2 separate regions of the Mus musculus genome follow, and region 2 is linked to region 1. Evidence: chromatin loops called from intact Hi-C (ENCODE). Cell type or tissue: left cerebral cortex. All regions are shown on one strand. Each heading gives the region's core, and the rest is flanking DNA. Links, peaks and the distances in the headings are about the cores only.

What was found. Hi-C counts contacts between places; a loop is a spot of excess contacts. Peaks named below come from ENCODE experiments on the same cell type or tissue, not always from the same donor. Only the 100,000 strongest peaks of a DNase experiment are listed, where the experiment ranks them.
Region 2: it touches region 1 in a loop (5-fold over the local background); 31 of 42 quality-filtered maps call a loop at or near these places.

Annotation. Positions count from the first base shown.
Region 1 is chr17:87,943,384-87,955,770 of GRCm38, reverse strand. No RefSeq gene overlaps it. Among named protein-coding and RNA genes, the nearest start is that of Msh6, 25 kb to the left of the region's middle. In left cerebral cortex, for the core only: a CTCF peak has its summit at 6,598 (motif pointing right); DNase peaks (open chromatin) are centred at 6,603 and 10,253.
Region 2 is chr17:87,870,734-87,883,120 of GRCm38, reverse strand. No RefSeq gene overlaps it. Among named protein-coding and RNA genes, the nearest start is that of Gm41649, 76 kb to the right of the region's middle. In left cerebral cortex, for the core only: a CTCF peak has its summit at 5,111; DNase peaks (open chromatin) are centred at 5,220, 5,524, 6,661, 6,845 and 1 more place; H3K27ac peaks cover 307 bases.

The sequences.
Region 1 (12,387 bases), core at 2,366-10,365:
GTAGACAATAGGTAGGTAATGTAGGTGGTTGTAGGCAGTAGGTAGGTAATATGGAAGGGGTTCAGACTGTAGGTAGGTGATGTGGGGGGGTGTTGTAGACAGTATGTAGGTGATGTAAGGAATTATAGTGAGTAGATAGGTGATGTGTGTTGAAGTTGTAGACAGTAGGTAAGTGATGTGGGGGGTTGTAGGCAGTAGGGGAGGTGATGAAGAGGGTTGTAGACAGTAGGTAGGTGATGTGGGGGGTTGTACAAAGTAGGTAGGTGATGAAGGGGGTTGTAGATAGTATAGAGATTATGTGTGTTTTGGGTTGTAGACAGTAGGTAGGTGATGTTTTGGAAATTATAGAAGGTACATAGTTAATTTGGGGGCTGTAGACAGTATGTAGGTGATGAAGAGGGTTGTAGACAGTAGGTAAGTGAGGTGGGGGGGGTTGTACAAAGTAGGTAGGTGATGAAGCGGGTTGTAGATAGTATAGAGATTATGTGTGTTTGGGGTTGTAGACAGTAGGTAGGTGATGTAGTAGGGTTGTAGGCAGTAAGTGGTAGATGTGGAAGGGGTTCAGACAGTAGTTAGGTGATGTTAGGGGTTGTAGACAGTAGGTAAGTGATATGGGGGCTGTAGACAGTAGGTTGGTGATGTGTGTGTGGGTGTTGTAGACAGTAGGTAGGTGATGTGGGGGATTGTAGCAAGTAGATAGGTGTTGGGAGCCATTAAGGCAACGCTATTGTCCTGATCTCTGAATTGGGCCTCTCCCCCTGAGAAGAAAAGGGGGTCAAAAGCGGGTCACCAACACATGGATTCCGAGAACCACGGGATGTTCCAGCCCTAGGTCAACACCGATATCCTGACCACACCCTGATACCACCAAGTTCCTGCTTCCCCGTGTAGCTGCCAAAAGAAAGAATTTCTATTGCCCCCCCCATAAGTACTTCTCCTTTTGCTTGTATTGCCCCATCCCTCCCGCTGATAAGTATCTGTACTTCCTCGTTTCCTTGTGCAATTCTACTGCCCCATCCTTCCTGCTAAAAGGCACTTCCCCTTTTGCTTGTGCATTTAAAGCTTGGACCTTTCTCAATACATGGGGGTCTTGATACAACTTCAGAACGGTTTCCGTGTCGTTATTCGTACAAGACCCTCGTCTCTCTCTACCCCCCATTTGGTTATTAGGAGGAGGTCCCCTCGAGATCCTCGAATAACTGGACCTGCTGGACGGGTCAGATAGGTGATGTGGGGGGTTATAGGCAGTAGGTAGGTGATGTGTGTGGGATTTGTGGACAATAGGTAGGTGATGTGGGGGGTTGTAGGCAGTAGGGAGGTGAGGTGGGGATTGTGGACAGAAGGTAGGTATTGGGGGTTGTAGACAGTATGTAGGTGATATGGTAGGGTTGTAGACGGTAGGTAAAGTGGGGGATTTAGACAGTAGGTAGGTTATGTGTAGGAGAGTTATAGACAGTAGGTAGGTGAGGTGGGGTGTTGTAGTCAGTAGGTAGGTGATGTGGAGGGATTGTAGATAGTAGTTATGTGATGTGGGGGTTAGGTAGGTGATATGGGAGGATTGTAGATAATAGGTAGGTGATGTGGAGGATTTGGAGACAGTAGGTAGGTGATGTAGGGGGATTGTTTAGTAGGTAGGTCATGTGGCAACCTGTATATTTGGCAGGTGATATGTGGGCTTGTAGTCAGTAGGTAGGCTTTGGGGGTTGTAGAAAGTAGGTAGGTGATATGGGAGAATTGTAGACAGTAGGTAGGTGATGTTTTTGGGAATTGTAGACAGTACATAGTTAATTTGGGGGTTGTATACAGTATGTAGGTGATGTCGGAGGAGCTGTAGACAGTAGGTAGGTGATGTGGGGGGGTTGTAGACAGTAGGTAGATGATGTGGTAGGGTTGTAGACAGTATGTAGGTGATGTGAGGGAGTATAAACAGTAGATAGGTGTTGCGGGGATTGTAGCCAGTAGGTAGGTGATGGGGAGGGGTTATAGAGAGTAGGTAGATGATGATTTGGCTTGTAGACAGTAGGTAGCTGATATGGGCTTTTTAGACAGGAGTTAGGTAATGTGTGTGGATGGTTAGAGACAATAGGTAGGTGATATGTGTTTGTGGTTGTAGTCAGCAGGTAGGGGATGTGTGTGGGTTGTACACTGTAGGTGGGTGATGTGGGGGGTTGTAGAGAGTAGATAAGTGATGTGGGGGTAGTAGACAGTAGGTAGGTGATGTGGGAGATGTGGTATAGAGATGGAAGCTGATATGTGTGGGGGGTTGTAGGAAGTGGTTATGTGATATGGGGGGGTGTAGACATTAGGTAGATGATGTGTGAGGGGTGTTTGTAGACAGTAGGTAGGTGATGTGGGTGGGTTGTAGACTGTAGGTAGGTGAAGGGGGGTTGGAGAAAGTAGGTAGGTCATGGGGGTTTTGGAGACAATAGGTAGGTGATGTAGGGGGTTGTATAGTAAGTAGGTAGGTGATACGGCAACTTGTACATTTGGTAGGTGATGTGTGGGGTTGTAGACAGTAGCTACATGATGTTTGTGAGAATTGTAGACAATATGTAGGTGATTTGTGGGTTGTAGACAGTAGGTAGGTGATGTGGGAGGTGCTTTAGACATTAGGTAGGTGATGATCTTTTAGCCAGTAGGTAGGTGATGTTTGTGGAAGTTGTAGATAGTTGGTATATGATGTGTGGGGTTTTAGAGAGTAGGTAGGTGATGTGGGTATGTTGTAGACTGTATGTAGGTGATGTGTGTGGAAATTGTAGACAGTAGGTAGGTGATTTGTGTGGAAATTGTAGACAGTAGGTAGGTTATATGTGAGGGGTTGTAGACAGTTGGCATGAGATGTGGGTGTGGGGGTTGTAGACAGTAGGTAGGTGATGTGGGTATTGTAGACTGTATGTAGATGATGTCGGTGTGTTTTATTTAGACAGTAGGTATGTGATGTGTGTGGGTTGTAGACCGTAAGTAGGTATGTGGAGTTGTAGTCAGTAGGTATGTGATATGGGCTTTTAGACAGTAGGAAGGTGATGTGTTTGGGTTGTAGACAATAGGTAAGTGATGTAGGTAGGTGATGTGGGAGGCTGTATGGATTAGGTATGTGACGTGTGTGGGAGTTGTAGAGAGTAGGTAGATGATGTGGGGCTGTTGTAGACAGTCGGTAAGTGATGTGGGGTTTTGCAGACATCAGGTAGGTGATGTGGGGGTTGTAGACAGTAGGTAGGTGTTGTTTTGTGTCTTAGACAGTAGGTAGGTGATACGTGGGTAATTTCTTTGTACCTTGGTTATTTCCCTTGCGTACAGCCCATTCGAAGTGCTTCCTGGGGCTGTTAGCTATACTGATTTCCCCGCCCAGGCAGGAAGCCAGTAGTTGATGGGAACAGTCCAGAATGGAGGCCCCAGGCTCATAGAGATGCCTGTAGCCACTATGTACCTTTTTGTCTTGCTGCTGTGTATCTGAAGTAGACAAACATTGTGATAATTTGATAACTTAGAACTCCATTTCATCAGCAAAGCACGTAGCACCTAGACCTCTGTTTTAGAGTAGTGATGGCTATGAAAAAAAGACCATGACCAAACTAACGTGGGGAGGAAAGGATTTATTTGGCTTAGTCCTCCACATCACTGTTCATCATCAAAGATCAGGATGGGAACACAAACAAGGCAGGAACCTGCAGGCAGGAGCAGTTGCTGAGCCATGAAGGAGTTCTGCTTACTGGATTACACCTCATTGTTTGTTGAGGGTGTTTTCTTCTAAAAATCAGGACCACAGCCTAGGAGTGACCCACTCACAGTGGGCTGGGTCCTCCCACAGTGATCACTAATTAAGAAAACGCCCTCCAGGCTTGTTTAAAGCCCCATCTTTAAACAAGCATTTTCTCAGATGAGGCTCCTCCTTCTCAGATGACTCTAACTTGTGTCACGTTGATATAAAGCCCAGTCCAGATCCCCCACTTGCCCCACAGCCTGAAGTGAAAAAAACAAGGCTTCTGGTCAAAACCCAGCTTCATTAGGAGAGCTGGTCTCTGCAGACAGTGTGGCCGCTGTCTTGACAGACCCTTCATTCGGCCCCACAACACAAAGGGAATTTCTCTCTGTATAGGTTTGAGGGTGAGGCAGCACATCCCATATCATGTAACCTAGCCTATGTGCTAGTAGTCTCAGAGAAAGGCACTATAGAAGAGTAACGTTGGAGCTGGAGGGGTTGTGCAGTGGTTAAGAGCACTGGCTTTTCTCTACGAGAATACTTAGTTCAATTCCCAGCACCTACACGGTGGCAACTCAGAGTCATCTGTCTACCCAGGGGCTCCAATGGCTCCTTCGGGTTTTGTAAAGACTAAAGTTACAGGGCTCCAACAGTCACCAGCAGTTGTTGCTCTTGCAGGGAACCCTTCATTGAGCAGCTCTCATTGTGAGAATTTGATACTTTGATAACCACCGGTAATCTCAGTCGCCAAAGATCCAATGCCCTCCTATTCTGACGTATCATGGTATTTATACATACACAGTACACATAGACACCTACACAAATAAAAATACATCTTCAAATAGAGAAAACTTATAATTCAAGTTTGTCTTGGGCTTGCAGCTCCAAGAGGGAAACTTGGCCCTAGCACAGTTGGGTTGCCAGGTTTCTGTGAGAGCCATCAGGGTGGAGGGGCTTGACTTCTGGGGGGGGGGGAGAAAGCAGCTAGTGGGTCTGTAAGGATGGTGGGGAGAGCTCTGTAAAGTCACCCAAGTGACTTTATAAGTGACTGGCCTCTGTAGTTCTGAAGAGCGAGCCGGCAGGTAAGTCTCCTCAGGCCTGCGGGGGGAGATAAGACATGTTTCTTTACCTCTCTTTGTGATTTGTCTCCTCAGCGGCCTCCCAAGGCAGACTCAGGTGGGCCGTGCTTGTAGCTGTTGGGGTTCAAAATGAAGTATCCTAAGATATAGCACCTGTGGGCATTTCTGAGTACAATCACCTATCTCTTAACAGTAGGAATGTATCCTGAGAATGTACTGTCAGGCTGTCTGATCTGAGTGCATCTCATATCCCAGGTGTCCTGCCCCATGCCTAAAGAGAAAGGCTGTCATATATGGACGCAGAATAACAGGCATGCCAGATCCCTCAGTCTACAGCGGAGCATGGAGGGACATACTTGTATAGTCCCAGCACTGGGGGTAGGGTGGGGTGGGGTTGGGCAGAGGATCGGTCAAGACCATCCTCAGCAAAGGTTTTGTTTTGTTTTGTTTTGTTTTGTTTGTTGTTGTTTTTAAACAGATCTTGCCTGAGTTTATTTGTAAAAGCAGCATAGGACACTGGTCATTTGCAAATAGTGTGTGGGTAGGTGTGTCACAGCAGTCCATCTGTCTTCACACTGGCAGAAGCCTTTTCTCTGGGGCCTTCACAGGGGCCTGGGCACCTTTGGGGGCCTGGGCTGGAGCTGAAGCCTGGGTCTTAGCTGGAGCGTTGGCCTGTGCCTTGGTTTGAACCTTGGGCTTTGGTTGGCAGCGCTTACGACCCTTGGCCATGTAGCTTCGAATCTGCTTCCCAAGCTTGGGGTGAGCGATGAAAGCCCTGGCGATGGCTGAGTTTGCGGCTGGGGCCCTTTGGCATCTTGGGCTTGATGGCCTGAGGCTTCACGAGGGCCTTGTTGGCCTCTGCGCGCGCACTCACTGCCTTTGCATTGTTGGCCTGCATCTTCTCCAGGCCTTTCTGTTGTGCTTCTTGGCAATGCGCATGTTCCTCAGGAACTTGGGGTCAACCCCCTCAAGAGATTCGTATCTTTGCGACCGGGGTTTCTTGATGTCATTTCTGTGCCAGTTGCGGGACTGGTTGTGTGTGCCGTGGTTCTTAGACTTGGCCACGTCTGCACGGTAACCCGCGGCTCCCGCAGCGCCTGAGACCGGAAGACCTCAGCAAAGTTTTAAGTTGGAGGTTTCCATGGTTACACAGAGACACATAGCCTCAAGAAACAAGCAGGCAGTTCCAAACCAAACCAACCTGACCAACCAACTCACCCACTCTTTCCCAGGCTTTCAGTGTTGTTGTTGTTTGTTTTTCATACTGTTTAGAACATTCACTTTTTTAAAAATTAGATTCTTCCTTCCTTCCTGTTTGTTTGTTTGTTTCTAGACAGGGTTTCTCTGTGTAGCCCTGGCTGTCCTGGAACTCACTCTGTAGACCAGGCTGTCCTCAAACTCAGAAATCCGCCTGCCTCTGCCTCCCGAGTGCTGGGATTAAAGGCGTGCGCCACCACTGCCCAGTTTATTTACATTTCACATATCATCCCCTTTCTTGGTTTCCCCCTCCAAAAACTCCCTATCCCTTACCCCCTGCTCACCAACCCACCCACTCCCGCTTCCTGGCCCTGGCATTCCCCTACACTGGGGCATCGAGCCTTCACAGGACCAAGGACCAGGCTTGCATCCTTACTGCTCCTGAATTACCTAAGGCTAGTGATATGAGTTTACGATGTTTGCCTCTTGTTGTCTAGCCGAGACTTTGGAAAAGCACCATGTGGCTCGAAACCCGCCTCATTTACTGGCTTCCTTCCTCACAACCACTCTTGGTCTGCAAGAGCCCTAGCCAGGTTAAGCAGGCTGCAGCTGCAAGGCTCCGTGCAGCCACCAGGGGTCAGCCTTCGCCAGGCCGTGAACCCAGAGACTCGGTTCGTCTAAAGCTCCACTTGGCTCTTTCAGTTTGGGCTCCTGGGACCCCATCCTACTGAAATAGCCAGCACCCCTATATTTTCCTGGTCCCAGAGAGAAATGTGAGATCAAACTCGGGGTATAGAAGTAAGGCTGTCAAATAAACCTCAGGGACACAGTTACATCTGAATTCTCTATCTCCCCTCACTTCTGTTATACACACATGCATACAAAATAAAATAAAAAATACATATTTGTTTAGGTTGTTTGTTTTTGTTTTGTTTTTAAGACAGGTTCTCACTATGTAGCCTTGGCTGACGTAGAGCCCATTCTATAGGCCAGGCTGACTTTAAAGTCACAGAGGTCTGTCTGCCTCTGCCTCCCAAGGGCTGGGGTTAAAGGTGTATACAATCATACCTAGCTACAATAAACTAAAAACAAATAGCAATGTTTATAACCTACAATTTCAAACTTCTGGCCTCCAAACCCTCAAGTTGCGGCCTTCAGTCTGAGTAAATCTCATCAAGTCCTCACTGAGATAACCATCATAGGTCATGCTTTTCTCTCTGGCCTCCAGCTGCTCATGAGGCCTAGGCAGGTCTGACGGGCCTCGTCAGTGGGAACAAGCTGAATGCTGTGTTCAGTATTGCCTTGTGTCGGTTTTGAAACAGCCCCCGAGAAGCCGCTTTTGTCCTGACTTCTCGTGTGAGCCCACAGGTGACTGAAGGCAGGACGCCATCTCTGCGTGTGTCTCCATCCCCTTTACTTTCGCAGAGGACACTGAAGTTGCTCCGAAACCTGCAGTCATCCTGGCTCCCAGGAGAAGTAGAAGCTCAGTGCGCAGACCCCTCCTCCAGAGGACGCGGGGGTAGCCATCACCCGAGAACTGACCTGTCCCCTCAGATAAGACCTTCTGACCACTTTTGCAGAACTCAGACTGAAAGGGTGGCAGGCAGGGCCACACCTCGATCAAGACTCCTGACCTTGGTAGATCCATTTTTTGTGAGTTTGAAGCCAGACTGATCTAGATAGCAGATTCTAGGCCAGCCAGGTCTGCGCACTGCTGCACCTTGACCCTTGCCAGAATCCATCCTCTGTTTAAACCTAAATGATTTGCTGGTAGGGGCATTTACCATCAGCCAGATGACCCACATGGTGGAAGGAGGTGATTCCTCCAAGTTGTCCTCTGACATCCCTTCATACACATTCACTCTTTGTGTGTATGTTGTATATGGATGTGTGGGTCACTGTTCTTTTTCTTGGGCTGTTTCTTTGTCTCCTAATGTGGCCACATTGAAAAAAAGTCTCGCATGGTGGTACACTCTTGATCCTACCACTTGAGAGGTAGAGGCAGGTTGATATTTTGTAACTTTGAAGACAGCTTGATCTAGATAGTGAATTCTAGGCCAACCAGAGCTACATAGTAACACTCTGCAGAGAGAGAGAGAGAGAGAGAGAGAGAGAGAGAGAGAGAGAGAAACGAAAGGAAAACAAAGACGATAAACCTCTTTTGTCTGTTTTCTCTACCATGTTCCTTTAATTGATATGATGGATGGAGGATCCATCCTAGCCTTCTGGGGCTGCCAGAGCCCAAGCTCCTGAAGCTCCAATCGCAAACTGTAAAAAATGTACTCATCAGTAAGTTTTCGCTAGATTTACAGAACCTAATATATATCTAATGGTCTTCAATAAGACCAGAAAATGGGCTGAGCGTGTTGGAGTGTTGTTCTTTAATTAGAAGTAGAATAATGTTTAACTCGAAGGGAAATAAATGATGTGTTTGTTTAAGGAACTAGAGTGGCTTGGGCAACAAAGGTCAGCTGTCCTCTCAGGATATTCTTGTGGAAAAGAAAAGATGTATACTGTGGAGGGTGTAGACTCCACACAGCAACTCTCCTTTCTGTCTGCTTCCAGGTTCCCCCTTTCTCTCCCAATAAAAGCTCTCTCTGTCTCTGGGTCCCCCAACATAGTTTTGTAAGTGATAGCACTGTGTGGTAGTTTGAATAAGAATAACCCTTGTAGGTTCATGTGTTGATCAATTCAGTCGGTAACACTTAGTCACCAGGGAGGGTTACTATTTGAAAGGATTAGAAGGGTTAGTAGGTGTGGCCTTGTTGGAGGAAGTATGTCACTGGAGTTGGTTTTTTTGTTTTGTTTTGTTTTGTTTTTTTTTTTTGTTTTTTGTTTTGAGGTTTCAAAAACCCAAGCCAGCCCTGGTCTCTCTCTCTCTCTCTGCCTTCACATCAGGATGTGGCTCAGTATACTGCTTCCACACCTGCCTGCATCATGCCACAATGATAATGGACTGAACCTCTGAAACTGTAAGCCGGCTCTAATTAAATGTTGTCCTTATAAGAATTGCTGTGGTCGGGGCTGGAGAGATGGCTCAGTAGTTAAGAGCACTGACTACTCTTCTGGAGGTCCTGAGTTCAAATCCCAGCAACCATATGGTAGCTCACAACCATCTGTAATGAAATCGGATGCCCTCTTCTGGTGTGTCTGAAAACAGCTACAGTGTACTTACATATAATAAATAAATAAAAATTAAAAAAAAAAAGAAAGGCCGGGCGTGGTGGCGCACGCCTTTAATCCCAGCATTTGGGAGGCAGAGGCAGGTGAATTTCTGAGTTCAAGGCCAGCCTGGTCTACAGAGTACTAGGACAGCCAGGGCTACACAGAGAAACCCTGTCTCGGAAAAAAAAAAAAAAAAAAAAAAAGAATTGCTGTGGTCATGGTGTCTCTTCACAGCAGTAGAATACCTACGAAGAGACTCCATCTTTGGTTTGTTGGTTTTCAAATAAATCTGTCTCCTTGCTCTAACGACTTATCCCTTCCAGGAACAATTTCCAGGTCTCAGCAACTGCTAGCTCAGATCAGGCAAGTTTAATAAACTAGAGACACTTCGTTATTGCTCTGGGAAAGTAGAGCTTATTGATTATCTCCAGGAGTGTACAGCTCAATTCCGGGTCCTTGAGAGCAGACAACAAAGCATCAAAAAGTAGGCGTTGAAATGCAGATCTGGCATCCCAATACTAGGAAGGCAGGGGAATCGCTGGTCAGCTTAGGTTACATGAAACCCCGTGAAAAACAAACAAACAAACAAACAAGCCTCTTTTTCTCTACTTGAAAATTTCATAGTTTCTTTTGTTCTTCCTATTAATGACTAATGTTTAGACTAAAGGTGGACCGACCCCAAGTCCATTTCCACCTAACCGATGGAAAAAGTGAAAAAGGAAACACCCAAAGATAGCATGGCGTCCAGCTGCCAGCAGAATCTACAGTAGGGGACATTACTGCTATTGAGTTTTTGTGTGATGAAATTCTGCTCCATGAATATTTTCTGTGCAGGAGTCATCTCAGCTAAGGTGATGGGAACAAGTAGAGAACCTGAAAATTTAAAAGCACTTACAGGGTGGAGGCAGGGCGGGGGCACATAATCAGGAGTTCAAGACCAAGGCCAGGCCTGATCTACAGGAGATGGCGATAGAAAGCAAAGCAAGCGAACAGAGCCATCAAGATCAGCAGCGGGAACAGGAAATAGAAGCGGGAGCTGGCCCCTCTCCAGAACATCCCACCTAGCTACCCACTCCTGTGATTTTTCTTACAGGATTTACTTACATTTCTTACATTTATTGTAAGAACCCTAACAAGGATCTAAGGAAAACCCACTGTCCTAAAGGAGGTTTTCTAGAGCCTTTGGCAAAGGCAGCAGCAAACGAAAAGACAAAATTAGCGGCCAAAAATGACAATCCTCCTCCTCCGCCCTCTAACAAGCAGACACGGACTGCTCGGAGCCCACTGACTCTGACCTGTATAAATGTCTCATACAAACAGTCGGAGCCCGCCTCCCAAAGCCCCTGGTGCCTCACCCCAAATGGCAGATCTAGAGGAAGGACAAAGGGGGTTTTAACCACCTGTGGTGGTTTGAATAGGGATGGCTCCATACATACACTCATGTATTTAAATGGTTGGCCCATAGGAATGGCACTGCTAGTGTCATGACTAAGTCATGGGGACCCCAAAGACCACCGAGGAGCCAATTCTGATGTAAACACATAAGGGTCTCTATTATGAACTCAAGAGCAAGGTCTCTCACTGTCCCCATAGCAGTGAGACATGAGTAATTATTGTGGTTACAGCAAGCTTGGAGAATTTCCATAGGGGTCAGCAAGTTAGTATTTTAAAAACTGCATTTCTGGTGTCATCTCCAGGAACTGAACATGGGGACAAAACCACCTGATGAACAGGGTGGCTAAGCTATCTATTCTCTGCAGAAGGCCTTAGGCTATCTCTATGTACCCTGATCCTGCTATTATAGCCTGACTGGCTGTTGCTAAGGGGGAGGGGGGTGTCATAAGATGCCTGCTCTAGTGGACTTTGTGATTTTTCTTCCTGGAACTGAAGTTTAGCCCCTAATTTTGCACAAAATGGAGTTTCTTCAAAAACAGGGTTGGTTGGGCTTTCCATTGGGGAATGTGGCCTCGTTAGACTTGTTGGAGGAAGCGTATCACAGTCACTTTCTCTTGCCTGTGAAAAAATATAACGTAAAAGCAAATTTCTAGGCCTTTAGGCCCAGGCTTGAGAATGTGACCTCTATGACTCAATGCTCCAAGGTATGTTATCATAAAACAGATAGTGGCGTTCCTTTACCCACCCGCTTCCTGTGTTCAAGGAGTGTTCATTCAAAGAAAGTCACCCTGACCTACCCTGACCATTGCTGGAACCCGCTATGCAAATGTGCTATTGTTAGGGGCTCTAGAAACTGTCTTGAGAAATAACCCGCACAATTACCAGGTATTCCTTGTGACTCTTGTGACTTTGCACTTCCTGTGACTCTTAACTGGTATTTTTGGTATTTTCCAACAACGCCCTCCCCACCTCCTTGAGTTGTGGTTTCTTCCTTTAAATACCCCCTTACCCAGCTACTCGGGGCACCATGGTCCTCTACCCCTGTGTGGTGTATGACTGTGGGCCCGAGAGTGCTCTTGAATAAAAGTCCTCTTGCAGTTTGCAGCAAGACCGTTTCTCGTGAGTGGTTTGAGGTGTTGCCTCTCCTGAGTCAGAACGTGGGGGAGTCCTCACATTGTGGGTCTTTCACCTGCAGATCCAGATGTAGAACTCTCAGCTCCTCCTCCAGCACCATGTCTGCCTGCACAGTGCCACACTTCCCGCCATGACGATAATGGACTGAACTTCTTTCTTTCTTTTTCTTTTTCTTTTCTTTTCTTTTCTTTTTTTTTTATTGTTGTTTTCGAGACAGGATTTCTTTGTGTAGCCTTGGCTGTCCTGGAACTCACTTTGTAGACCAGGCTGGCCTTGAACTCAGAAATCTGCCTGCCTCTGCCTTCTGAGTGCTAGGATTAAAGGCGTGTGCCACCTCGCCAGGCTGGTCTGAACTTCTGAACCTATACACCAACACTAATTAAATGTTGTCCTTTATAAGAGTTGCCATGGTCATGGTGTCTCTTCACAGCAATGGAACCCTTAAGACACCACCTAACAAGATAGCGAGCTGCCCTCCTCTTAGCTATTCAAATTCTACCCCACTCAAATGTCCCATGACCAAAGCCATGTAGCTCTTCTTAACTGCCACAAAAGGAGCCTCCCTCCTTCTCAGCAGAGTGTGAGAACTGGTCTACTATATTTATGTCTGTTTAATAACAGACTGCTTATTGAAACCTTTACCTCAATTTGGTCTGGTAAGTATTTCTACCACCTCACTGTGACTTACTGTTGGCACAATGGTGACATCACAGCCAG
Region 2 (12,387 bases), core at 1,767-9,766, 72 kb after region 1:
ATGGAGGACCCCCCCCCCAAAAGTCTCACAGATACAGAGGGCCCCTCCAAAGCCTCACAGATACAGAGGACCCCACCAAAGTCTCACAGACCCCAATTCCATAGTCTCAAAGCAGGAATAAAGTAAATCTTTTTTCATTTGGTTTTCTAAGACAGGGTTTCTCTGTGTAGCCCTGGCTGTCCTAGAACTCACTCTGTAGACCAGGATGGCCTCACTGAGATCAGCATGCCCCTGCTGGGATTAAAGGCATGCACTACCACTGCCCTTCTGGGCAGTGACTAGCCCTGCAGTTTCTGGTGCCCCCTAGTGGGGTTGAGTTGCCAGCTCTCACAGTATCTGCCTGTCTGTCTGGCATGAACAGAGTTCACAGTGCTGATAAGGATGGAATGGGGAAATGGTATTCTCTGCCCTATCTTCATGGCTCGTCAGGCCCTTCTTGGCCCCCAGAGAGTTCAGCTTGAACAGAGATCCAGCTGAAACCACCCATGAGGACAAAGAAAGCAGCTCCAGGCCCTTAACCCACCCTAGAACTGGCGTATAGGTGGGTGGGCTAGTAATAAGGGTCTTCTTCCAAAGAAGGCGGTCAAGGCACAGAGTACTGCCTCTGGTATGTCAAATTCTTCATCTAGTGTCCTCTTCTGTCAGGGTTTCAAAGTGAGACCCTAGGCTCACCTGCTCTGTAGTCCTTAAGGACAGGTATGTTAGCATTGCCACAGGCCAAGCAGTTTTTGCCTCCCATTTTTCTCTCCCAAAGGCTTGCTTCTAGGGATCTATCAGTATTGGCTTTGGGGTATAATTCAGTAGATTCAGAAAGCTCTTGGTTATCAAGCTGAGTTTAAAAAAAATCCCAAGGCTTTGGGAGCCGCACTGTCAGGATGCATCTGTAGAGGTAGCAGAATAAAGATCTCGGTGGCCCTGCATGTGGCCCTGCTTCATGCAAAGGCCTGTATCCCTTCACAGTCAGGGGATGCTCTAGGGAGGCAGGCCTCAGAGTCCTTATGCACGCTGACTATAAACAGTTACCTCTCTGCTCCCCCTTCCCGAGGACTGGGAATCCCCTCCATAAGTTTTCAGGGGCACACTTGTGAAGGGTTAAAAGATAGGGCACATGGGGCTGGAGAGATGGCTCAGTGGTTAGGAGCAACTTAATTTCCCAGCACCCACATGGCAGCTCACAACAGTCAACAGTCTCTAATTTCAGTTCCAGGGAATCTGACATCCTTTGCCTCCACTGGCACTGCACACACACACACTCACATGCACATGTGTGTGTGTGTATGAGTGCATGTACACATGTGTGCACACATGCTTTTGTGTGTGTGTAGTGGTAGTTGATTAATCAGCTCTACTTGTCCAGTGGTGGAGGTGCAACTTCCTTGCTACTGCCCCAATGTTGTGGATTCTCAAATGAAAGACACACACACACACACACACACACACACACACGTACACATTCACACACAGCCTTATGTTTACTATGCCTTAAACAACTCAATGGCTGGGCACTTCCAAACTTCCCTGAAGCTAACACACTCTCCCCTCCGATATTCCTGAATTATCACTTACTGAAATTAAACTTATATTCCATCTTGGCCACCCCAGACCCAGGCCTGCAGCCCCACTGAGCCACGATCTCCAACTCTTACATGTTGGCTGTCTCTCTTCTGCTTCTCACACTTGATCTTTCTGCTTCCCAGCATGATGGTTCTGCCTTTCTTTCTCTCTCCTGCATCTCTCCTAAAAGTCTCTCCTCTGTCTCTCTGCCAGGCTGTTGGCTGCTGGTAACTTTATTTACCAATCAAAGCCAACTGGGGGCGGGGACCTTCTGCATCTTACAGGCAGACGTGTGAATCCCCACGTAATTTTAAGAACCCAATTAACATAATACAAGCAATAAGCCAAAACATATACAAGCAATAGCTCAAATTCTGTGAGCTATGTATATATATGTATGTATGTATGTATGTATATATGCATATGTATGTATATGTCTATATATGTATGTGTCTATATATGTATATATGTGTATATATATATGTGTGTGTGTGTGTGTGTGTATGTGTGTGTGTGTGTGTACACACACAGACACTTGTACATAAGATAAGTAAATAAACTTCAAGAAGTAAGGCATTGGAAGACAGTCTGTGGTAGCCAGTCCTCTTAGTGTCTGGTGTCCATGTCTAGGGTAGTCGCATCAGTGTCTCTGCCTGTTAGGACTTTGCTGCCTCACCCTGAGCTGCGCTCCTAATTTCTGAGCTGCAAGCTGTATATTTAACTGAAGTGATTCTGTGAGCTACCCCACAAATACCACCAGATTCTTTTCCTGCTTAAACCTGCTGTAAGCAAGACTGTGATCAAGAAACACAGGATGAAGCATGTAACACGTGTCAAGAAACTGTTAGCTGCTGGCACCTGAGATTCCAGGTTGAAAAGTCTCAGAGACATACCCCACCCCATCCAACCGTGGCAGACAGTGATGGTCCTTGGACTTTTGGGTGTGTGCAGCCCACAAGTAATCTTAGAATGGAAGGTGTTTCCTCAGTGGTGACACCACACACACACATACACACACACACACACACACACACACACACCCTCTGCTCCACACCCCAGCAGAAGATAGACAGCTTGGAAGGAACAGCAGTAGGAAGGGTGTTGTGGGGTCACTCCACTTCCTGGCCATTGCTATTACTGATAAATAAAATGTGGTAGCTTTGTAGACTCCCAGAAAGCCCCAGAACACATTTTTCTATCTCTTCTCAAATCTAGGAGAGGCAACAATGAGGATTAATGTGCCACTGTCTGACAGAGGTTGAATGGTTGGCCAAGGTCTCTCAGGGCAGGGCAGAGTGAACTGGAGAAAGAGCAGAGGCCTGCAGCCTTTGGTTTTGGGCCACCCTGAGCAGCCTTTGTGCAGGCCAGACATGGAGGCAGCCCTTTCATGGACACACCTTTAATAGAAGCATAACAACCATATGAGTGCTCCTGCCAAGGTGAATGAAAGTCACATCCCCACCTGCACGGCACCCACGTCTTAAAACGGCCTTTGTGGGATGCCATTCAGTCCAGGGCCAGAGGGCCTTGGAGGTCCGTGGCATCTGGAGATGAGCCTAACAATGCTATTTCTAGTGCACCCTGTAGACATATTTCCATGCCAGTGTGGCAGGTGTGCATTCAAAGTTACCCTCGGCTGCCTCATTGGCAGTAATCCAAAACAGCCTGTGTGTCTTGGAATTGGGCAATGCTCACAGGTCAATGGAGCCTCTGCTGGAGCAGGCCCTCTACCACTGAAGCAGAAGGACCCCCCAAACACAGACTACAAACCCCGGCAGGCTGCCTTCCAATTATGTGTGTGTGCATGAGTGCATGTGTGTCTCTGAGAACACGAAGGCTGCAGACGGCTGAGATACCATCACAGCAGTGGCTTCAAGGGAGGTCTGAGTACTTGGGAGACCACGTGGGAGGAGAAATTTCCATAAAACATCCTTTGTTCCTTCTGAATGAGGCTGTAATCCCTAGTCAAAAAATGCCTACAATAGTCCTGAAGGTTTCTTTTTGTTTTTGCATTTGATTTACCTTAGGTACTGGGAACAAAATATAAGCTGTCAAGCATACAGAGCCTGCACCCTACCCAGCCTGTTGATGTACTGAGCCAAAAGGAGTAGATTTTAGAAGGTCAGGTTTCAGCCACTGGTGAGGACAGTTGGGGACTGGAGGCTTTCAGTCTGTTTCAGCTGCTGTAGGTGGTTGCTTTGTATCCAGACAAGAAGACCAAGAGGGAGAGGGGCTGGGGTACAGCTCAGCTGGACAGCATTTGCTTTATAAGCAGGAGACTGTGGGTTCAATTCCCACCATCCTAAAAAACAAACACATGGACACTATACAGAGGGAGGGTCCCTGCCAGGGGTCAGGAGCTTTCATGGTCTCTATTCCCAGGTGGGCCTGAATCACCCGTGAGGCACGCAGCTGATCACCATGCTGCTACAAAGGCAGAAGGGTCCAAGGGGAGCCCTGCTGTTCGAGCTATGCAGGTTCTTATCCCCCATGGCATAGCAGAGCTAGACGGGGTGGCTGACCCTCAGCTGGCAGATCGTCAGAAGATGACCCTTTCACAGGGTCACACATCAGATACCCTGCATGTCAGATCATGATCACAGTAGTGGCAAAATTACAGTTATGAAGTAGTAATGAAAATAACTTTATGGTTGGAGGCACTGCAACGTGAGGAACTGTGTTAAAGGGTTGCAGCATTAGGAAGGCTGAGAACCACTGCTCGAGGCAATGACCAGTCTGGATTCCTGCCGTGAGGGTTAGGGCTACATTTACAGGCAGTGTCCTGCCCTCCCAAGCTTGGCTTTAAATATATGCACACATTAGTTATGGGTCAAGAGGTAAAGCCACCTAATAAGCAGCTTATTGTCAGCTCCTCCCCCCAAAACTCAGGACAAATGGCTAACAGCGGTGTCTATTTAACAACCCAGGCTTCCAGGCGCTCTCTGTTCTCACCAAGCTCCTGTTAGAGTCCTGGTATCTCTGCATTTCTCACCACCCCAACCCCATCCTCCATTCCCTACCCCTACTCTCTGCCCTAAACTCTCCCCTCCCCTCCCCTCCCCTCCCCTCCCCTCCCCTCCCCTCCCCTTCCCTAAACTACCCTTCCTCTAGCTTCTCCTTTCTACATAAACCTGCCATTTAGGCCGTGCTTTCTTGGTTCTTCCGCTCTTGGCCATCTTTGCTCTCTTGGGTCTTCTCTTGGTCCTTCTTCCTCATATCTACCATAAGAACCTCTCTACAACAATACCTAGAATGGTCATGCCCTTTCTCATTTACTTATCAGACCCTTTCTCCCACAAAAAAAAAAGAGCTGCAGGTGACATGACAGGCCTCTGCCATGGGTTAGTTTCTGGCTTCCCAAAGGCTATGGCACCAGGAACCTCAGGATGTGATCTTATTTAGAATCAAGGACTCTGTCGATGTAATTAAATAAGACTGTTGTGATGAACACACAACACAGATTAGGTTGTGCCCTAAATCTACGCGAATGTCCCCAGAAGGGACAGGAAAGACACAGTCACAGGAAGGAAAAGCTGCCTGAGGATGGAGAGTTGGCGCCCCCTGTCTGCAAGCCAGGGGGCGTCAGAGAGCGCCGGAGCCAGTGGGAGTTAAGACCCAGGCCGCACAGCTCAGAGCCTCCCTCAGAGCTTCTAGAAAGAATGCGCCCCGAGAACACACCATTGTGGATCTCCCAGAAGTGAAGCGTCAGCGGAAGAGAGAACCTGGGTTCTGAAGACTACACAGGAACTTCTCGAGTTAATTAAAGGCTAGGCCTGCTGCTGTGTGACCCGCGAGAAGGAAGCTAGAGTGGTTTCTTTGCTTGAAGGAAAGTGTCCAGGGCCAGCCAGGCCACACTCCAGGTCCCGGGGGAGCAAGGGCATTGTCTACAGTTGCTGTGTCTCTAATGGGGAAGGTGTGTCTGTCCTGTCGCTAGGAAACAGGCAGCCAGGCCTGCAGGCTCTCAGCCTGGAGCGAAGGCAGATGGTGACAAGATTAAATAGTGCCTTTCATTTCAACATAGGAAATGTTTTCAATTCTCCTTTCTTCACGTCTCTAAAAAAAGGCAAGTGGCGGAAGCGCCCTACTGGAAATTTATTAACAAAAGCCCAGGCAGGCCCCAAAAAAGCAGACTTTTTCTTTTCAAGTATTTCCCCCAGGCAACCGGCAGTCGCGTCGAGGGTGGACGCCCTTGTTTTACACCAGGACTGCCATCCAGCTCCTGAGCTTTGAGTTCTCTCCATCATCTGGGAGGCGCTCCTCCCACCATTCCACAGATGAGATGGACAGGAACAAGTCCCCTCATCCTCGGGGATTCAGACACTACATATGTCACAGATAGTACATATGTTGTGGTTTTTTAAAAAAAATACATACCTATGATAAAGTTTAATGTTTAAGTTAGGCACAGGAAGGTGTAATGTCAGCACCCTGAACGCAAAGCAAAGAGGGTTACCCTGAGTTCCAGGACATCCTGGACTACATAGTGAGTCCTAGGTAGTGAGCCTGGGCTACATAGCAAGACCCTCTCTCAAGAATCAAACACTAAATATATAAACAATAATGAATTCAACACAGATTGATCAGGAACTAGGGTCACTGTAACAATACTGTTGAGTGCAGACCGCACCTGCCCCGCATGATTCTCCCATGGTCTTCGGGCTGTGCCTCGCCCTGAGAGAGTTCATTTTGGAGAAGGTTGGCTCTACCTTGGCGGGCATGTGGCATCACCAGTGTTGAAGGACAGACTGATGGAGGTTTTATCCCTGAGTGTGGAAAGGGTGTCACCCTGTACACTTGTCAAGGTGAACTGGGATTGTAGGAGCATGTGAGTGTGTTAAAATCGCACTCTGGACACACCGGGCTCAGGGATGTCCTGAGGCAGAGCTCCTTTATCTGAAGAGGAATTCTGTCTTACAATACCCCTCCCCCCAACTCACAGTCTGTTAGGTGACCATCCTCTGTGTATCAGGGGACAAAATAGTAGAGAACTCTCCACTGTACCAGGGACTTCCAGTTCAGCTCAGTCCCCACTGTTGCCTGTCTCCTCTGCAGCCAGACTCAGCTCCGAAGCTCCGCCTCTAACCGTGAGTCAGCAGCAGCCAGCCCTACAGTAGCACCCTCCAGCCCTGGTGACCTGCTCTGTCCCCAGGGTCCTGCTCTACCCCAGGTGACCAGCTCTATCTACTCACCTTGCACCTTGCCTCTCCATTGATTTCAGCTTCCCAGTTTTGGTTTCTCAAAACTCTTCACTCCGACTTCTTACAGGAATTCCATAAACATATGTCTGGCTGTCTCTGGAAATATGTTCCCTCTCCTACACCCAGCCACCCCCGCCCTCCACTGTATGTGATGTATGATCTAAGGGTTACTGTTAGTGATAAGAGAAGAATAAAAGAATGTGTGTCGGACCACAAGGGCAAGGACAGTGTGACTACCTGACAGATTGCTGCCAATGAAGCTACTGGATCTTCTGACAACAAATAGAAAGATAAATAGCACTCATGTGTCTGACAGAGCGCGCCCACGATAAATATACTGTAAACAGGGTGCTAGGTGAATGTAATCTCTCTTCATGGTCTCTCAAAATAGCTCATTGTATTATACTTGCCCTCTCTGTTCTTCTGATCATCCCTTGGCCTGGTGAGGCCACGCTGTGTGTACCTGGCCTGGTGTGCCCACACTGTGTGCACTACCCACCCACTTTCCTTTAGCCACCACGTATCAGATCAACCGTTATCATAGTTCAGAGCTTGTGATCACAGGCCATGCTAGCGCCCCAGCTCTCCGCCTCCTCTTCCCTAAACTCCTCCAGCTCACGGGCTTCTCTCCCTAGCTCCTCACCCTCCTTATGACCTGGCTAGGCTCTCTCTGCCTCCCTCCTCCCCACTTCCCCACTCTCCCTCTCTCTCTGTTCCTCCCTCTCTGTGTGCATGCTTCTCTCCTGGCCAGGTCCATCCTGCTGGCCATGTTCAGTCTACTACTTCTTCTCTGCATTCTTCCAGATGCCGCTGGATGCTCCCTCCCTTATGTCTACAATAAAAACCATCCCCTTAACCATACCATGGAAGGGTCATGCCATCCGTTTACACTGGGTAGTTCAACATCAACCATTAACAACCCTGATGTTTGGTGAGGGCACCAACCAGGTTTTTGCTGGAGAGCTGGTGGAAGTAGGTGAAGGAGCCCTTTGTAATGTTGCCAATCCTATCCAAGAGGGGACAGCCTCCCAAAGGTGCACCTTCTAACATCTCACACTGGGGACTAGGTTTCAACATGAGAATTTGTGTGGAGGTTCCTGGCATTGGAAAGTCAGAGGGAGGAGGAAGACCACGTTTGAGGCCAGTGTAGTCTGCACAGAGAGTTCCAGGTCTGCCAGGGATAGATGGCTAATGAGACCCTGTTTCAAAAACCAAAATTACAACAAACAGCAACAACAAACAAATAATTACTGGGGACATAACGCTGCTTTTACTCTGTTGCATGACATAACAGATCTCTGCAGCTCAGCGAGGAGCAGACAGTTTTGTTTTCCTTGCAAATTAGCTCGAGGCAAAGAACTAAGTAGATCCGGGAAAGATTAAACAGATGTCGGGTTAAGATACTAAAACTCAGAATCGGGTGGGTGTTGGTGTCTTCCTTGAACAGGTTATTGGATATAGCTGCAGGCTCCCTCTGGCCTGCCTGCCGGGTTGCTCAGTCCATAGCCTTAGCTGGCCAGGGCAATACTGCTCCTGCCTCCTCTCCAGACTATTGTGTGCTTTTAATACTATGAAGAACAAGGAAACCATTAGCAGTCATTAAGGTTCCTGGAGCCACATACCTAGAGTGAAGATGGATAAATGTGGGGCTGGGAAGGCACAGGACGGGAGACAAAGTGATGCATTGGGCTTTAACCACACCCGATGAGGAGCCTGGAGGGTGAGGACCTGGGCAATGTCCACAGATGAAGCCTTCCTGGCCACAGCTCCCTTGGTTCCTGTAACAGAATTACCATGCATGTCTACAGCTCCATTTCTTCCTAAGCGGTTTCAGAGCCAGAGTATCCCTTGATGCTTGGCTCCATTCTGAGAGGAGATGGAACAGGTGCTCCTGGGCCACGTGTGCATGGAGACTGTCTTAGTTAGGGTTCTACTGCTATGAACAGACACCATGACCACAGCAACTCTTATAAAGGACAGCATTTAATTGGGGCTGGCTTACAGGTTCAGAGGTTCATTCCATTATCATCAAGGCAGGAACATGGTGGCATCCAGGCAGACGTGGGGCTGGAGGAGCTGAGAGTTCCACCTCTTGTTCCAAAGGCAGCTAGCTAAAGGCTGTCTTCCAGACAGCTAAGATGAGAGTATTAAAGCCCATACCCACAGTGACACACCTACTCCAACAGGGAGTAGGGCCACACCTCCTAATAGTGCCACCCCTGGGTCGAGGGCACACAAACCATCACAGAGACAGTGAGACTTCTTCACCTTCACGTCCAGCCTTTGGGAGCAGTGTCAACTCTCCCTTGTCTCTCCTTTCCCAATGCCAGCCAGTTTCTAATTCTGCCCCTGTCTCTGCCTTCTGTGTCTCTCATTCAGAGTGTCCCTCATGCCAGCCCCTGATTCTGCTTTCTAATTCACTGTCGGGATCATTGCTATGCTTGTGGTGGTTCCTAAACAACTTGCCAAAACCAAATGTCAATAACTGACTTATAAATCCCCTGTGGCATGTGGGGTGCTGGACACTGGGAAATAAAGGGGGTAGGAGAGATAACCCATGTCCCACCAGAGCTCTAGGTCTCTGGGCGGGTGGATGCAGGGGACTGCTGCACGTCTGCCCCGAGCCAGAGGGAAAAGGGGCAGGGGGAGAAGGCGCTGGGTAGTTCCCACTCGGGTGAGAGTCTGGCTAGCTCAGGCTGCTAGCTCGGTGGGCAGCTTGGGTTTGGGGCCGTGGCTAGAGTGCAGGAAGGTCTCCCATTGGGAGGTTAGACAAGGCTCTTTAGGGGAAGGCCTATTTCATTGTTCTAACACACATGCACACACATATGCACACACATATGTACACATGTGCATGCATGCATGCACATATCTGCATACACACTTGCACAAGCATGCATACATGTACACAAGCATTCATGCATTCTTACACATGCACATGGACACACACACATCGCACATACATGCACGCACACGTGTGTGCATGCGTGTGCGAGCACACACATATAAAGAGAAGAGGAGTCACATCTATATCGGGCTGAAGGCTGGTCAAAGCAGGCTTCTTCCTGGAAGTTTTTATTTTATTTTTATTTTATTTTTATTTTATTTTATTTTATTTTAGAGAAGCCTTCAATGAGTAGCAATCTCCAGCTGACAGGAAAGGGACCAAGGAAGAGCACTGTGGGCATGTGCACATGACAAGCCCATAGACCTTAGGAGTAACCGGAGTAAACTGGGTGTCACTGGCATAGTTCTGTGACTCATGCTTGGTAGATGGATTCTAGTCTTGCTTTTAACAAAACCTTTAATTATTGATGTTGTTGTATATGGTATATGATGCTATATGACAGCTGAATACCAGAGGACAACTTTGTGAAGTTGGCTCTCAACTTCTATCTTTGGATGGGATCCGGGAAAAGAGCAGACAGAGGAACACTTGGTTGTAAGCACCTTTTCCCTCTGAGCCATCTTACTGGCTTCTGAAAGCTTTTCTATTTTTAGCTTTTTGAAAATAAATTACCCACATTGCTCATATAATCACATACATATCATAGCAAACTACTTATTCATGTGAGTAGAATGCTATATACATAGGTCACCATTAAAATTTTATAGGCATTTAATATTTGCTAATTTCAAGTTAGACATTTTTGTCTCTGAGAGCCAATGCGTTTTTTAACTCTGATTTCAAATATTTTCTGCAGGCCCAAGGCATACTGCCCATAAAGAGGCACCATGCCAACTGAAGTAGCTTTTCCAAAGCCATCTGGGGCAGTAAGGGAGGTGTCAGAGTTGGCGTGTGGCACCTCCAGAATGCCACACAAGCCCTTGGGGGTCATCCTGACACGCTGTGGTGAGGAGTGGTGGTGCTGGGCTCTGCAGCTGATGTCCACCTGCCACCTGGTACTAAATATAGCACAGGCACTGAGCCCTCTCTGCATGCAACCTCGGAGCTGGCTTAATTGGCTAGAATTGCCACAGAGGGAGGCTGTTAAGAAGAATTGAAAATGGACTTCTCCCCACAATCCTAGGGTGCTGAGGCGCATAATTAGACAATGGCTTTCTCCTGTCAGCAGCAAAACAATGATAGCAAAACAAGATAAATCCTTTGTTGCTTGCATGTTGACACTAGGCCAGGCGCAGCTGCCTAAGACTATTCACTTTTCTCAGGGACCCCATCACACAGGGAAGTTCTCTCAGGGTTCTGTTCCTTCAGGTAATAAACTAAATGTTTGTATTCATCCAGTGACACATGAAGTGACACAGGAATGCTAATGTCCTGACTCCAGCTAATGTCCATGTATTTTGATGGTGGCCCTTTAAGGAAGTAGTTATGGTTAAAGAAGTTGAGGTCATAAGGGTGCAGCCCAGACCCATAGGACTTGTCCTTAGATGACGAGATAAGCAAACTGGCTTCATCACGTGACGGTGGCAGAAAGAGCGTGGCGGTTTGTAAGCCGGAAGAAGCAGCTTCAGAATAAAGCCAGACTCACAAGCATTTTAGTATTGAACTTCCACCCCCCAGAGCTGTGAGAAATCACTGTCTGTTAAGTCATCAAGTGGGAGTTGGGAAGCTGCCTCAGTGGGTAAGGGTGCTTGCGGCACAAGCATGGAACTGAGTTCAAATCCTCAGCAGCCATGTGAAAAGCCTAGTGCTAGTGTGATGCCTGCAATCCCAACTCCCGGACAGGTGGGACACAGAGGAAAGTCACTGGGACGTGCTAGTCACCAGCCTACCCAAAAACTGTCACCCTCCAGGTGTCGTGAGGGACCCTGACTCTTAATACAGGGCAGGAAGCAATATAGGAGCATACATGATGTAGCATACATGATGTTCCACGGGCTTTTGTTGGGGGGGGTTCCCCCGCCCACACACGCATGCACTCATGCACATAGTTCCAAGTATCTGGTATTCTTTAGAGTACCAAGAGCTGACTTAGCGCCTTGCATCTGAAGTCTAAACCTGCATCACTGAGCCTGCCCCAGGCCTACACAGCAGCATTATAATTATATTATATTATATATGTTATAATTATACATAATATATTATAATTATAATTATAACAGGACCTGTGAGTTGTTTCTCGGCACCTCTGAGAAGTGTTTGGCCTTGTAAGGGAAGAATGGCCGAACTAGAGAGAGGTCTTTGGCTCTTCAGGAATGGGGGCTACAGAAGAGAGAACACTGTGACACGAGTGCTAGCTGACTTTCAGCCTCGTGGAAAAGGAGTTTTAGGGGATGATCCAGTGCTCTGAATTAGGCATCCTATTTGTATATGAATGGAGGTTGATACATGGTCACGATTTGTTCCAAATGAAGTGGTGTTGAAAGTGTGCCTGTGCCTTATCACAGACTTGGTAACATTTAGGTTTCTCTGCCCTCCATCTCATGCCCTTGAGTAGCTTAATCTTAAGCACCAACTCTAATCAGTTGATAATGACTATTTGGAATGCTGTACGAAGAAAGTTTCCAAGATCTCCTCAGGGAATCAGTGAAAGACGGAATCCTGATGGATTAGTAATGTCTGCTAGGGGACAAACATGGGAAGGGAGGGACAACCACAGATTGGATAATTTGGTAAGAAATGGTTTCACGTGTACTGCTAACATTCACATATTTATTATGTACTGTCATCTAT